Regions from separate parts of the Homo sapiens genome. Here region 1 is linked to region 2. A link is a contact called in ENCODE Hi-C or POLR2A ChIA-PET data. All regions are on one chromosome and are shown on one strand. Each heading gives the region's core, a stretch centred on a gene start or an enhancer-like site at or near the end of the contact. The rest is flanking DNA. Distances are from core to core; before and after follow the strand shown.

Region 1 (6,092 bases), core at 1,615-4,114, 320 kb before region 2:
TGGAGATGGAATTGATACGGGTAAGAGCAAGAAGTCTATAATGCAGTGCTTAAGGGTATAGTCCAAAGTTGAACAGCCTTTGTTTGAATCCTCGCTTACCTACTTTTTAGCCATGAGACCTGTGGTGGGATAGTTTTCTTCTCTGTACCTTGATTTCCTCATGTGTAAAATGGAGACAATAAAGGTACCTATCTCAGAGGATTCTTGTGAGGATTAAATGAGATAATCTGTGTGAAGTTAGAGTAATGGCTGGTATGCTGTAAGTGTTCAATAAATGTTAGGGAACACACAGGAGATACAGAGGCAGTGTGTTTTAATGGAAAAAGCTGACTTTGTTTTTTTGTTTGTTTGTTTTGAGACTGAGTGTTACTCTGTTGCCCAGTCTGGAGGGCAGTGTTGTGATCTCAACTCACTGCAACCTCCGCCTCCCAGGTTCAACCAATTCTCATGCCTCAGCTTCCCAGATAGCTGGGAGTACAGGCATGAGACACCACGCCCAGCTTTTTTTTTTTTTTTTTTTTTTTGAGACGGAGTCTCCCTCTGTCGCCACGCTGGAGTGCAGTGGCATGATCTCGGCTCACTGCAACCCAACCTCCGCCTCCTAGCTTCAAGGATTCCCCCACCTCAGCCTCCCGAACAGCTGAGACTACAGGCACGCGCCACCATGCCCAGCTAATTTTTTTTTTTTTGTACTCTTAGTAGAGATGGGGTTTCACCATGTTGGCCAGGATGGTCTCGATCTCTTGACCTTGTGATCCGCCCACCTCAGCCTCCCAAAGTGCTGGGATTACAGGCGTGAGCCACCGCGCCCAGCCAGGAGAAAACTGACTTTGAACTTGGCTCTACCACTTACTAGTTGTGTGAGTTTGGACAAATGCTTAACTTTTTTGATCCTCAGTATCTTTATTTGGATTGATGTAAAAGATTGGAAATAACATGTGTAAAGTACCTGACACAAATGAAGCACTCAATTAAAAGTTGCTATTATACTTAATTGTGGACATACAGGTTTAATATGGATGAGTGCTGTTCGGTTGAGCTAAGGATGTAGGATAAAATGATTTAAGGAAGAACTACTGAATCAGCTATACTCTGAAAAATCTGAAATTTGGCATACAAGAAATAACATGAGAATCACAAGAACAGATTTTGAGTCTTGGTTCCATCATATACTGGTTTAGAAACTTTGGGTAAGTCACTTAAACTTTTCACCATTTTCTTCATATACAAAATGGACATGAGCACAACTGCCCTGCTTCCAGTGCATGTTTTTTTAAAGATATAATTTACAAATCATAAAAATTCACCTTTTAAAATTATACAATTTAGTGGTTTTTAGTATATTTGCCTCTATCTAGTTCCAGAACTATTTTTTTTTTAAGAGTCTAAGTCTCACAATTTGCACAGGCTGACCTTTAACCCCTGGTCTCAAGCCATCCTCCCAACTCAGCCTCCCAAGTAGCTGGGACTCTAGGATCATGCCACCATGCCTGGCTTAATTCCAGAATGTTTTAATTATTCCAGAAATAAATCTTACACTAATTAACTGTCACTCTCTATTCCTACCCTTCCTGAGCCCCTGGAAATCACTAAGCTAGTTTCTGTCTCTGTGGATTTTCTTCTATTCTGGATCTTTCGTATTAATGGAATCATATATGAGTGCCCCATTGTATCCGTCTTTTTTCACATAATATTCTCAAGGTTCATCCATATTGTAGCATGTCAGTACTTTATTCCTTTTTGTGACTAAATAATATTCCATTGCATATATATGCCACATCTATTGATGAATGGATTTGTTTGGATTGTCTCCACTTTTTGGCTACTATGAATAATGCTGCTATGAACATTAGAGTACACATTTTTGTGTTGACATATATTCAGTTCTCCTGGGTATGTACCTATGAGTGGAATTGCTCAGTCATGTGGTAATTTTGTTTAACTTTTTGAGGAACTGCCAAACTCTTTTCCAACGTGGCTGCACTATTTTACATTCATCCTCACCAACAATTATTATGATAGCCATCCTAGTGAGTGTGAAATGACGTCTCACCACGGGTCTGATTTCCATTTCCCTAAGGATATTCAACATTTCTTAATGTGCATATTAGCCATTTATATATCTTCTTTGGACACATATCTATTCAAATCTTTTGCTCATTTTAATTTTGTGTTTTCTACTCCCTCCATTTTGCAGATGAAGCCCATTTTTAGACAGGAATACTGTATTTGTCTTTTTATTGCTGAGTTATAAGAGTTCTTAGGCCAGGCGCGGTGGCTGACGCCTGTAATCCCAACATTGGGAGGCTGAGGCGGGCGGATCACTTGGGGTCAGAAGTTTGAGGCTAGCCTGGCCGACATGGTGAAACCCCGTCTCAACTAAAAATACAAAAAACAGCCGAGCGTGGTGTGGCGCGTGCCTGTAATCCCAGCTACTCCGGAGGCTGAGGCAGAAGAATCGCTTGAACCTGGGAAGTGGAGGTTGCAGTGAGCCGAGATCACGCCATTGCACTCCAGCCTGGGCGACAGAGTGAGACTCCATCTCAAAAAAAAAAAAAAAAAGTTCTTTATATATTCCGGATACTGGTCTTTTAGGCACACAGGTTATCCTGTATATTAAATAATAGTGGCTGTGCCAGCGGCTTGTTAAACTGTAAGATGTGACGCAAAATAAATGAAGGCGATGACAGTGAAAGGGGAGAGATACGAGGTTCCACAGCTGGAGGGTGAACGCCCCCTACACCTCCTGGGCTTAATCGTAACCGGAGCGGGGTACCCTCAATTTCCCCAGCCCACAGGCCCCGCCCCCCCCCCCGCCCTTTGACCTGCGCCGCTTCCGGTTGAAGACGTGGCTTGGGGCCGCCATCTTGGCAAGAGGCGAAGCGGCAGCGGTTCCTGTCAAGGGGGCAGCAGGTCCAGAGCTGCTGGTGCTCCCGTTCCCCAGACCCTACCCCTATCCCCAGTGGAGCCGGAGTGCGGGCGCGCCCCACCACCGCCCTCACCATGGTAAGATCCGAGCCAGGACCCGAACTCCTGGGGTCCGAGCCTCACCGTCTCTCCTTGTCGGCGGGCCTGGGGCAGGGGCCGGAGGAGCCCCGCCCTGAGGGTCTAGGGCAGAGTGCTTTTGCTCCGGGCTCGGGGAGCAGTGTGGCCTCCTGTGCCCGGTCTCCTGGAGATCCGATGGAGCTGACTCCAGTCCATCTGTCGTCGTGCCCGCTTCCGCACCACCCCCCAACCAGCTGGACTCCCTCGTTTGCTGGGACCTGCCCCTGAGACGGCCCGGCGTTTTTGCTCTGCGAGAACTTCGTGGTGGTGGTGCGGGTCCCAGGCTGCGGACCTCGGAACTGATGCTGTCCCGCCGGTTCCCTGGCGCTTAGGCTCAGCAGGCTGGGCCTGTCTCCGGAGGTTCTGGTCCTTCTGTTAATCAGAGCTTGTCTCCCACCCCCGGTGTTTGCTAGGCCGTTGATAACTCGAAATGCAAATCCACTGGTGTCCAGAAATTTTTCTTTTTGTTCAGAAGGGGGAAATGGAGACACAGAGCGGAAAGGAGTAACTTCTAACACTAATGTATAGGACCCAAGTGTCTCTGAAACCTTCCACTACTTCCGCAGAACTCACTTGTGTCCATTTGTTAGTGTGACTCGGGGTACATACACTGTGTAGACCACTGGGAAAATGTGAGCAGGTTCCAGAGAACACAGGGTTTGCCTTCAAGGAACTTATTGTCCAGGTGAAGAAAAATGTGTATGTGGCATGTCGTAGTCAGATGTCTCACAGGAGGTGGAGTAAGAGGGATGGGTTAGCCTCCGAGACCAGTTACTTGCCTTCCCATGCGTTATCTTTGTATACTCATCTGTTACAAGGATGAGAAAGGTTAATGTGGTTGAGGATGGAGGAAATCAGAACTGCTGACATCACTCAATCTTCCTTTATCGCTGTGATTTGTGGATATTCATGAAGTAGTAGACATTCTTTGGTTTCAAAAAAGCTAGTAATTTATTTTTCAGTGCACCTTATGTCCTTTAGTCTTTTGAAGGATGTTCTGTTCTGTTCTTTTTTATTCTTTTGTCAATAGATAACTTGATTTAAAACATCGTCCAGTGTACCTGAGAGATGGCAGAATGTAATTTGGTGGCAATCCTAATAAGTTCTATTGACAACCCTTTAGATAAGAACTTGGATAATGGGGGGAATTCATGCTTGGACTTTAGGCCACTGAACAGCTTTTCTCAGCCTCAGGTATATAAATTGCATCAAACAGGTTTGCCTCCTAAAATTTTTGTGTTGGACACAAAATTTCCAGAAACTTGTATTTTCAGTTTCTCCAGGAGGTTCTGTATTTGGTTAGTGATTTTGAAACTCAGTTCCCGTTTACACCCTGGAATTAATAATGCATTTTAGAGCATATTTTTATTTTAATAGTAAAGTTAAGGTCTTGTATTATATAAACCAGATAAAGGTAATCTTTCTAAAAATATTCTTTGTTAAAAGGTTCTTGGAACTTAGTATTTTTAATTCATTGATAACTGAGGGATGGTAAAGCCCTACGTGATATATATAAAATATAACTTTTGCATGCTATTTTGACATGTGTACGTATACATAGAGTTGTGTCACATATTTCTGAATTATTTGGGACTTAACATGATCCAGATACCCACAGATTTGTGTACTCTGGAGAACAATTTATCTCAGTACATTCTGCTCTGTAGAGTGTTAAGACATTGGTATGATTTCTGTGTAATGTTTTTGGGTCCTGCTCCTTTACAAACAGATCCCTGGACAGTAGAAATGTCCAGATAGGGTGAAATTTTTATCTAAAAGTTGTATCAAAATTTCCAGCGTTTATTTTAGCTCAACATTTCATTATGAAATTTTCCAACATCTGGAAAAGTTGAAAGAACTTTGTAGTGAATACCCATATAACCACCAACTAGATTCTATAACTAACATTTCACTATATTTTATCATGCATCTAATCATCCATCCATCCCTCTCTCCATTAAAAAAAAATATACATTTCAAAGTAAGTTGCAGATATCAGTACGTAAACATTGATTTTTTAAAAAATAAATTCCCTTTGGCTTTAGTTATTGAAGTGCAGAATGTCCTAGACTGCAAAGTTCCAATAGATAAATAAGTGAACAAATGCAGAAACAAATGCTTTCTCATGACTTCATCATAAAATAAAGTACAAAGAAAGGCATCTTTTGATTTTTTTTTTTTAAAGAGACAGGGTCTCACTATGTTGCCCAGGCTGGAGGGCAGTAGCTATTCACAGGCGCTATCATAGTGCACTGCGGCCTAGAACTCCTAGCCTCAAGCAATCCTCCCGCCTCCATATCCCAAGTAGCTGGGACTGTAGGCATGCGGGCCTTGATTTGATCTTTTTTTTGTATTCTGCAAATTAATGAGAACATGTTCTGACTTTTTTTCTTGTTTGTTTGGTTTTCGAGACGGATTCTCGCTCTGTCTCCAGGCTGGAGTGCAGTGGCACAATCTCAGCTCACTGCAACTTCTGCCTCCCGGGTTCAAGCTATCCTCCTGCCTCAGCCTCCTGAGTAGCTGGGACTGCAGGCGCCTGCCACCACGCCCAACTACTTTTTTGTATTTTTAGTAGATACGGGGTTTCACCATGTTAGCCAGGATAGTCTCGATCTCCTCACCTCGTGATCTGCCCGCCTCGGCCTCCCAAAGTGCTGGGATTATAGGTGTGAGCCATGGCGCCCGGCCCCTGTATTATTTATGTATCTTTTTAATTGTGTTTTGAGGGACAGCAAAGAAAGAAAATGATTCTCTTGAGTTTCCATTGATTTGCCATCTATTTATGTCTTCATATAGAAGTTCACTGCAGAAACTGATAACGGGTGTGTGTGTGTGTGTGTGTGTGTGTTTTAATTCTCTGCAAGCTTTTGTTTTAGAATAGAAATGTGATGGACTTAAAACCCTCACTGAGTAAATTACTTTTCAAGTTTTAGGTTTCGTATGTGGTCTACATTTTATTGTAATCTTCTCTCTGATTTTATCTATAATAGCTTCATATAAATAGAAAAGACAGAACAGTCCTCCCTGACAATTATAGAAACTAGCCT
Region 2 (6,423 bases), core at 874-3,373:
GCCAGGCCCAGCGGCGCCCTCAGCGGCAGAAGGCAGTCAGGGTGGCCATCCTGGTGACAAGCATCTTCTTCCTCTGCTGGTCACCCTACCACATCGTCATCTTCCTGGACACCCTGGCGAGGCTGAAGGCCGTGGACAATACCTGCAAGCTGAATGGCTCTCTCCCCGTGGCCATCACCATGTGTGAGTTCCTGGGCCTGGCCCACTGCTGCCTCAACCCCATGCTCTACACTTTCGCCGGCGTGAAGTTCCGCAGTGACCTGTCGCGGCTCCTGACGAAGCTGGGCTGTACCGGCCCTGCCTCCCTGTGCCAGCTCTTCCCTAGCTGGCGCAGGAGCAGTCTCTCTGAGTCAGAGAATGCCACCTCTCTCACCACGTTCTAGGTCCCAGTGTCCCCTTTTATTGCTGCTTTTCCTTGGGGCAGGCAGTGATGCTGGATGCTCCTTCCAACAGGAGCTGGGATCCTAAGGGCTCACCGTGGCTAAGAGTGTCCTAGGAGTATCCTCATTTGGGGTAGCTAGAGGAACCAACCCCCATTTCTAGAACATCCCTGCCAGCTCTTCTGCCGGCCCTGGGGCTAGGCTGGAGCCCAGGGAGCGGAAAGCAGCTCAAAGGCACAGTGAAGGCTGTCCTTACCCATCTGCACCCCCCTGGGCTGAGAGAACCTCACGCACCTCCCATCCTAATCATCCAATGCTCAAGAAACAACTTCTACTTCTGCCCTTGCCAACGGAGAGCGCCTGCCCCTCCCAGAACACACTCCATCAGCTTAGGGGCTGCTGACCTCCACAGCTTCCCCTCTCTCCTCCTGCCCACCTGTCAAACAAAGCCAGAAGCTGAGCACCAGGGGATGAGTGGAGGTTAAGGCTGAGGAAAGGCCAGCTGGCAGCAGAGTGTGGCCTTCGGACAACTCAGTCCCTAAAAACACAGACATTCTGCCAGGCCCCCAAGCCTGCAGTCATCTTGACCAAGCAGGAAGCTCAGACTGGTTGAGTTCAGGTAGCTGCCCCTGGCTCTGACCGAAACAGCGCTGGGTCCACCCCATGTCACCGGATCCTGGGTGGTCTGCAGGCAGGGCTGACTCTAGGTGCCCTTGGAGGCCAGCCAGTGACCTGAGGAAGCGTGAAGGCCGAGAAGCAAGAAAGAAACCCGACAGAGGGAAGAAAAGAGCTTTCTTCCCGAACCCCAAGGAGGGAGATGGATCAATCAAACCCGGCGGTCCCCTCCGCCAGGCGAGATGGGGTGGGGTGGAGAACTCCTAGGGTGGCTGGGTCCAGGGGATGGGAGGTTGTGGGCATTGATGGGGAAGGAGGCTGGCTTGTCCCCTCCTCACTCCCTTCCCATAAGCTATAGACCCGAGGAAACTCAGAGTCGGAACGGAGAAAGGTGGACTGGAAGGGGCCCGTGGGAGTCATCTCAACCATCCCCTCCGTGGCATCACCTTAGGCAGGGAAGTGTAAGAAACACACTGAGGCAGGGAAGTCCCCAGGCCCCAGGAAGCCGTGCCCTGCCCCCGTGAGGATGTCACTCAGATGGAACCGCAGGAAGCTGCTCCGTGCTTGTTTGCTCACCTGGGGTGTGGGAGGCCCGTCCGGCAGTTCTGGGTGCTCCCTACCACCTCCCCAGCCTTTGATCAGGTGGGGAGTCAGGGACCCCTGCCCTTGTCCCACTCAAGCCAAGCAGCCAAGCTCCTTGGGAGGCCCCACTGGGGAAATAACAGCTGTGGCTCACGTGAGAGTGTCTTCACGGCAGGACAACGAGGAAGCCCTAAGACGTCCCTTTTTTCTCTGAGTATCTCCTCGCAAGCTGGGTAATCGATGGGGGAGTCTGAAGCAGATGCAAAGAGGCAAGAGGCTGGATTTTGAATTTTCTTTTTAATAAAAAGGCACCTATAAAACAGGTCAATACAGTACAGGCAGCACAGAGACCCCCGGAACAAGCCTAAAAATTGTTTCAAAATAAAAACCAAGAAGATGTCTTCACATATTGTATTTATATATTTATATTTATATATATATTTATATAATGGTACAAAATGGCTGGGGGTGTGGCCATGGATGGAGGGAAGAGTAGGCTGGCCTGTGGCGTGGGTGGGAGGAGAGGGGACGGAGAGGGCACTCGGCCCGCTGCAATCTGACCCCTCTCTCCTCAGGGCAGGAAACACAGAGTCAGACAGTTTGGGGGGGTCTTGGGCCAGGGGTGGAGGGCTCAAGGGCACAGGGCCCAGGCTGAGGCAGGGCGGGCAAAGCGCCTGGCAGGATGAAGGGCAAGTGGCCCCCCAAACACAGAGGCCCTGGCCATGGACCCTGGGAGGTGACCGGGGTGAGTCAGGGGCCTGTTGTCAGCCCCAGAGGAAGCGCTGGACCTGGCCGATGGTGGGCCGAGAGGACAGCACCAGGCTGGGAGAAGTGGGGCGAGTTCCCTTTGTATTACAGCTGCCAGTGCAAGACCAGGCCCTCCAGGCCAGGAAGGCTAGGGACGGGTCCTGGTAGAAGACACCCTGTCTAGAATGGCCCTTGGTCCTGGAGGTGGGGCGCAAAAGGCCTCAGCCAGGGAACTGCCCTGCCACCTCCCGAGGCAGGAAAGGAAGTGAGAAAAGGAGAAGTTTTTTTACTCCTGGGGCCAAAGTAGGGGGACAAACACCCAGTCGTATATGGCTTCAGCTCTGACCAAAGGCGGATAGGGAGCTCTCCTGGGTAGGAGCAGGGAGCCAAGGGGGAGGCAGTGGCTGTGCCTGGGTGGGCACAGACAGATCTGGTACATGGCCCTGAGCCCTGGGCAGAGGGACAACCTTGCCGGTGAGTGGGCAGGCAGAGAGGAGGCGGCAGGATGCTGTTTCCCCGATTCCATCCTCAGGGAGTGGAGACTGGAGGGGAGGTGCACTGACTCAGATGAACTGTTCTCCCCCTTCTTTGATAAGAAGTAGGTGGCAGCAGCCTCTGGAAAAGTCAGGGCCCTGGAGGTTACCTGGCCCAGGGCTACTACAGCCACAGGCCCCAGTGGCACCATGCCACCCCTTCCATGGCTCCACTCAAGGGGGCCACACAGCCACCGCCTCTTCCTCCTTTCCTTCATCCCAAACTGGGACAAAAGACTTCAAGTTCTGGCTAAGATGTAGCAGCAGCGGATGCCCGGGCATCCAAAGTGGAAAGCCAGGGCCCCGTGTCACCGGTGTGGGCAAACACACATGCACGTGCACACATGTTCTCCCTGAATCACTCAGCAGCAGACAGGCTGCCGCCCTGGGGGTCTCAGCCCTGCTAGGGCTCACCAGGTGGAAGCCTAGGTGGTCTGACCTCAGTTTAGGAGTGGGTCATTTACGTCATCTTACCATTTGGGGACGAGACAGGAATGGTATCCCTTAGGGACCCAGAGACACTGCAAACAGTGGGTGGCCATGTAGGGCTGCATGTCCCTGGGTCCAGGGGAATGGAGGGAGCAATAACTTGAAGAAGGGGGGAAGGGTTTCTTTTATCCTTTTTTTTTTGTGTGACTTCTATCAAAACACAGAAATACAGCACACGCACAAACCAGCACAAAAGCGCAGCGCTCTATTTACAGCTCCGGCTGGCACCTGCCCACCTGGCCAGCCGCCTGCAGGGAGGGGTGGGAGAGGGGTCAGCCACATCAGCAGGGAAAGGATACGAAGCAGGTAAAGACAGAAGGAAAATGGGCGGGTGCGGAGAAACCAAGAGGGAGGTGGAGCTCCAGCAATGCGGACACGAGGAGACAGGAGCAGAAGGGGCTGGGGGAGACCTGACCTGTCCTTCCTCTCTCCCCCCAGATTCCCATCCAGGACTCCAAAAGCATAGCTGAAGGGGGTGTGGCGGGTGCAGGGATGCACGGAAAGAGGTAAAATAGAGAGGCTCCATAGGAATTGGGAGGAGTGGGGGAGGGGCAGTCCTGGTGGCCGAAATGGAACCAACCCCAATGCAAAATCCCCCACCCCACACTGCCACTTCCCCCTAAGCTGCCAGCACATCTGGTTTCCACAAATGCCACTCCCTACACAAGCCCCCTCCCACCCCCTCCACCCCACCCCGCGACCCAGGCCATCCCAACATTGAGGGGAAGAACTTTGTTAAGGTTATCGTATTTGCAACATTGCCCCGGCTCCAGCCCTGGCAGCGACTTCTAGAAGGGCAGGTTGGCCATGCCGCCTGGTGCCGGGAGGTAGCCCATCTGGCTGTCCAGGGACACACTGCGCTGCCGAAGGGGGTGGGACACCATGAGGTTCTGCTGGGGCGGGGGGCCCATGAGGGAGCCCTGCGGGGAGAGCATGTGGGGCGGCTGGCTGTAGACCTCGCCCCCCACGCCCCGCTGCTTCATCAGCATGAAATTCTGCTGGGTCATGAGGCCTTGTGGAGGGGACATGACCCCCTGGTGCAGGCCATGGGGCACCATCCCCTGCTGTGGGGGCACGCCTGTCCTGCCCAGCAAGGACATCTGTCCAGGGTGGCACATGGACATGTTGAGCCCCCGCTGGACGCCCTGCTGGCCTGGGAGGTTGGGAGGCCGAGAGGGAGTCTGCTCCGCCATCATGTTCTGCAGGTTCATGAGATGCAGATTAGGGGGCTGAGCCTTGGGGGGCTGGTTCTCGCTCTTGGGGAAGTACTGGAGGGTGCTGCTTGGCTTCTCAGAGGGGATGATCCTCGACAAGTCGAACTCGGGGATCCCCGTTGGGGTGGGCCGGATCACCTCGCTCAGCTCGGGGTCGTTCAGCACTGATGCCACCCCAGGGAGCACACCCGGTGGGTATGCGTCGCCCATGCGCCCAGCCATGGCTTTGCCCATCAGGTGCTGCTGGGGAGGCATGGGGCCTGGCGGCTGGTTGGGCAGGTCCTCGGGAGGCAGGGCCATGCCTGACGGGTAGTGCTGCTGCAGGCCAGGCCCCCCGCCCCCACCCCCAGTGGGGGCCATGGCACCATGGGGCTGCTGCAGCCGAGGGGGGAAGGGCATCATCTGGGAGGAGCTGGGCACTGGGCCACAGGGGGCATTCAGGGAGTCGGGGCCCCCTGGGGCCATCATCATGGAGTTTTGAGGGGGCCCCCCTGTCCCCTGTGCGTTGGGATGCAGTGGAATGTTGGAGCCCAGAGGGGTGGGGGAGGGCAGCATGGCGGGCGGGGGCTCATGGGACAGGGGCTGCTGGCCTGGCAGGTTCATGCCCATAGGGCTCTGGGCAGCGGCTGAGTTCAGGTGCATCTGGCTGGGCTGGCTGTTGCTGATCCCTGTAGGGAATAGAAGACAGGGGGTCAGGCACGGTGTGCCCAGCTCGGGGAGGGTGCAGGGCTCAGGCCTTCCCCACTCCCAAGCCAGGGGGTGCCAGAGGTCAAAGTCTTCACCACTGGCTTCCCCTGGCTGGGAGGGAAGGGACTGGAGGCATTGATGCTAGAAGCCAAGAGACCAAGTTCTGGCCCAGTTCGCCAGACACACCACCAGGTGTTGGAAAGACCACTCGAGTGCTCTGGGCTGGGTTTCCCTAATGACTCCAGCGAGTGGGAACAGCATCCCGGAGCCTCCACCCCCACACCCAGGGCCTTCAGAGGCACAAAAAAGCCAGCACAACCACAGCTGTGCTCCCCGCTCCCAGTGCCCACACCAGCTGGCCTCCCTGGGGCCCTGGCCTGTCCTCGCACCTGGCCCGGAGCCCTGCGGTGGTGGTGGGGGGGGCAGCAGGGGCCGGTCGGGCAGCAGCTCGTCGTCTGAGGTGGCGATGGTCTTGATGGCATTGTGGTAGAGCGGGGTGGAGCTGGGCATGGCGTACTTGGACATCTGGGTCATCATCAGTGACAGGGGGTTCTGGGAAGGTGTGGGGTCTGGGGAGGAAGTGAATGGTAGGCTGGGGTTCATGAGGCCGCTGGGAGGGTTGGCGGGAGGTGCTGAGGAGCTGCTCCGGGGGCCGCTAGGCGGGAGGGTACCTACAGAAACGGGGAGACAAAGAGAGCAGGGGTGACTGGGGAGGGGCAGATGAGTTTGGCTGTGGATATGGGGAGGTTTAGGAAGCGGTCAGTTCCCCAAATCACCTGGTCCTTCAGACACACCCACAGGCCCCCACTATCTCCAGAGCCCACCAGTCTTCAAGCAATTCCTGCAGCCTCAGGGCCCCAGGCAAGGGGAAGATCCCAGGCCCCAAGTACGATCACTCAAAATGCCTGGGAGACTCACGTGGTACCCCCTGAGAAAGCCCACAAATGTCATCATCTGCCCCATAAGCAGAGCCATCCACCTCTGGGCCCGTGGTACACAGGCCCTTACTCACTCACTGCCCAGCCCCAGCATGGACACACTGCTCAGCGCCTGCCTGCCTGCCTGCCTGCCTGCCTGCGCAATTGACTCACCCTGTTCCATGTTGCTCAGGGTGGTGGAAGAGTTCATGTTGAGAGGCGGCTGCTTGTTCTGGGAGACCCCCGGGCTGGGCATGGC

What was found. Hi-C counts contacts between places; a loop is a spot of excess contacts on that map. ChIA-PET counts read pairs that join two places held with the same protein, here RNA polymerase II (POLR2A). Pooled maps may share reads with other maps.
Region 1: a pooled map shows a loop between it and region 2 (2.4-fold over the local background). The contact joins the promoter of ARCN1 here to the enhancer-like site in region 2. A Hi-C loop is called at or near these places in 1 of 50 pooled maps. POLR2A ChIA-PET finds 5 or more read pairs at or near these places in 3 of 52 experiments (GM12878, activated B cell and activated CD4-positive, alpha-beta T cell).

What each region holds. Positions count from the first base shown.
Region 1 is chr11:118,569,545-118,575,636 of GRCh38, forward strand. It overlaps ARCN1 (archain 1 coat protein complex I subunit delta), which reads left to right and starts at 2,865. Exons shown (of 10, transcript NM_001655.5): 1 at 2,865-3,006. The coding sequence starts at 3,004. It also overlaps a transcript of IFT46 not described here. RefSeq lists enhancers at 2,527-2,656, 3,167-3,246.
Region 2 is chr11:118,894,281-118,900,703 of GRCh38, forward strand. CXCR5 (C-X-C motif chemokine receptor 5) reads left to right here. Exons shown (of 2, transcript NM_001716.5): 2 at 1-3,507. The coding sequence ends at 383. BCL9L (BCL9 like) reads right to left here. Exons shown (of 10, transcript NM_001378213.1): 8 at 6,339-6,423; 9 at 5,637-5,918; 10 at 1,856-5,228. The coding sequence ends at 4,135. Among named protein-coding and RNA genes, the nearest start is that of MIR4492, 13 kb to the right of the region's middle. RefSeq lists enhancers at 1,484-2,242, 3,862-4,369. Within about 2 kb of position 2,124, at least 8 of the 41 ENCODE cell types and tissues checked have a DNase peak (open chromatin) inside an H3K27ac peak, as active enhancers do.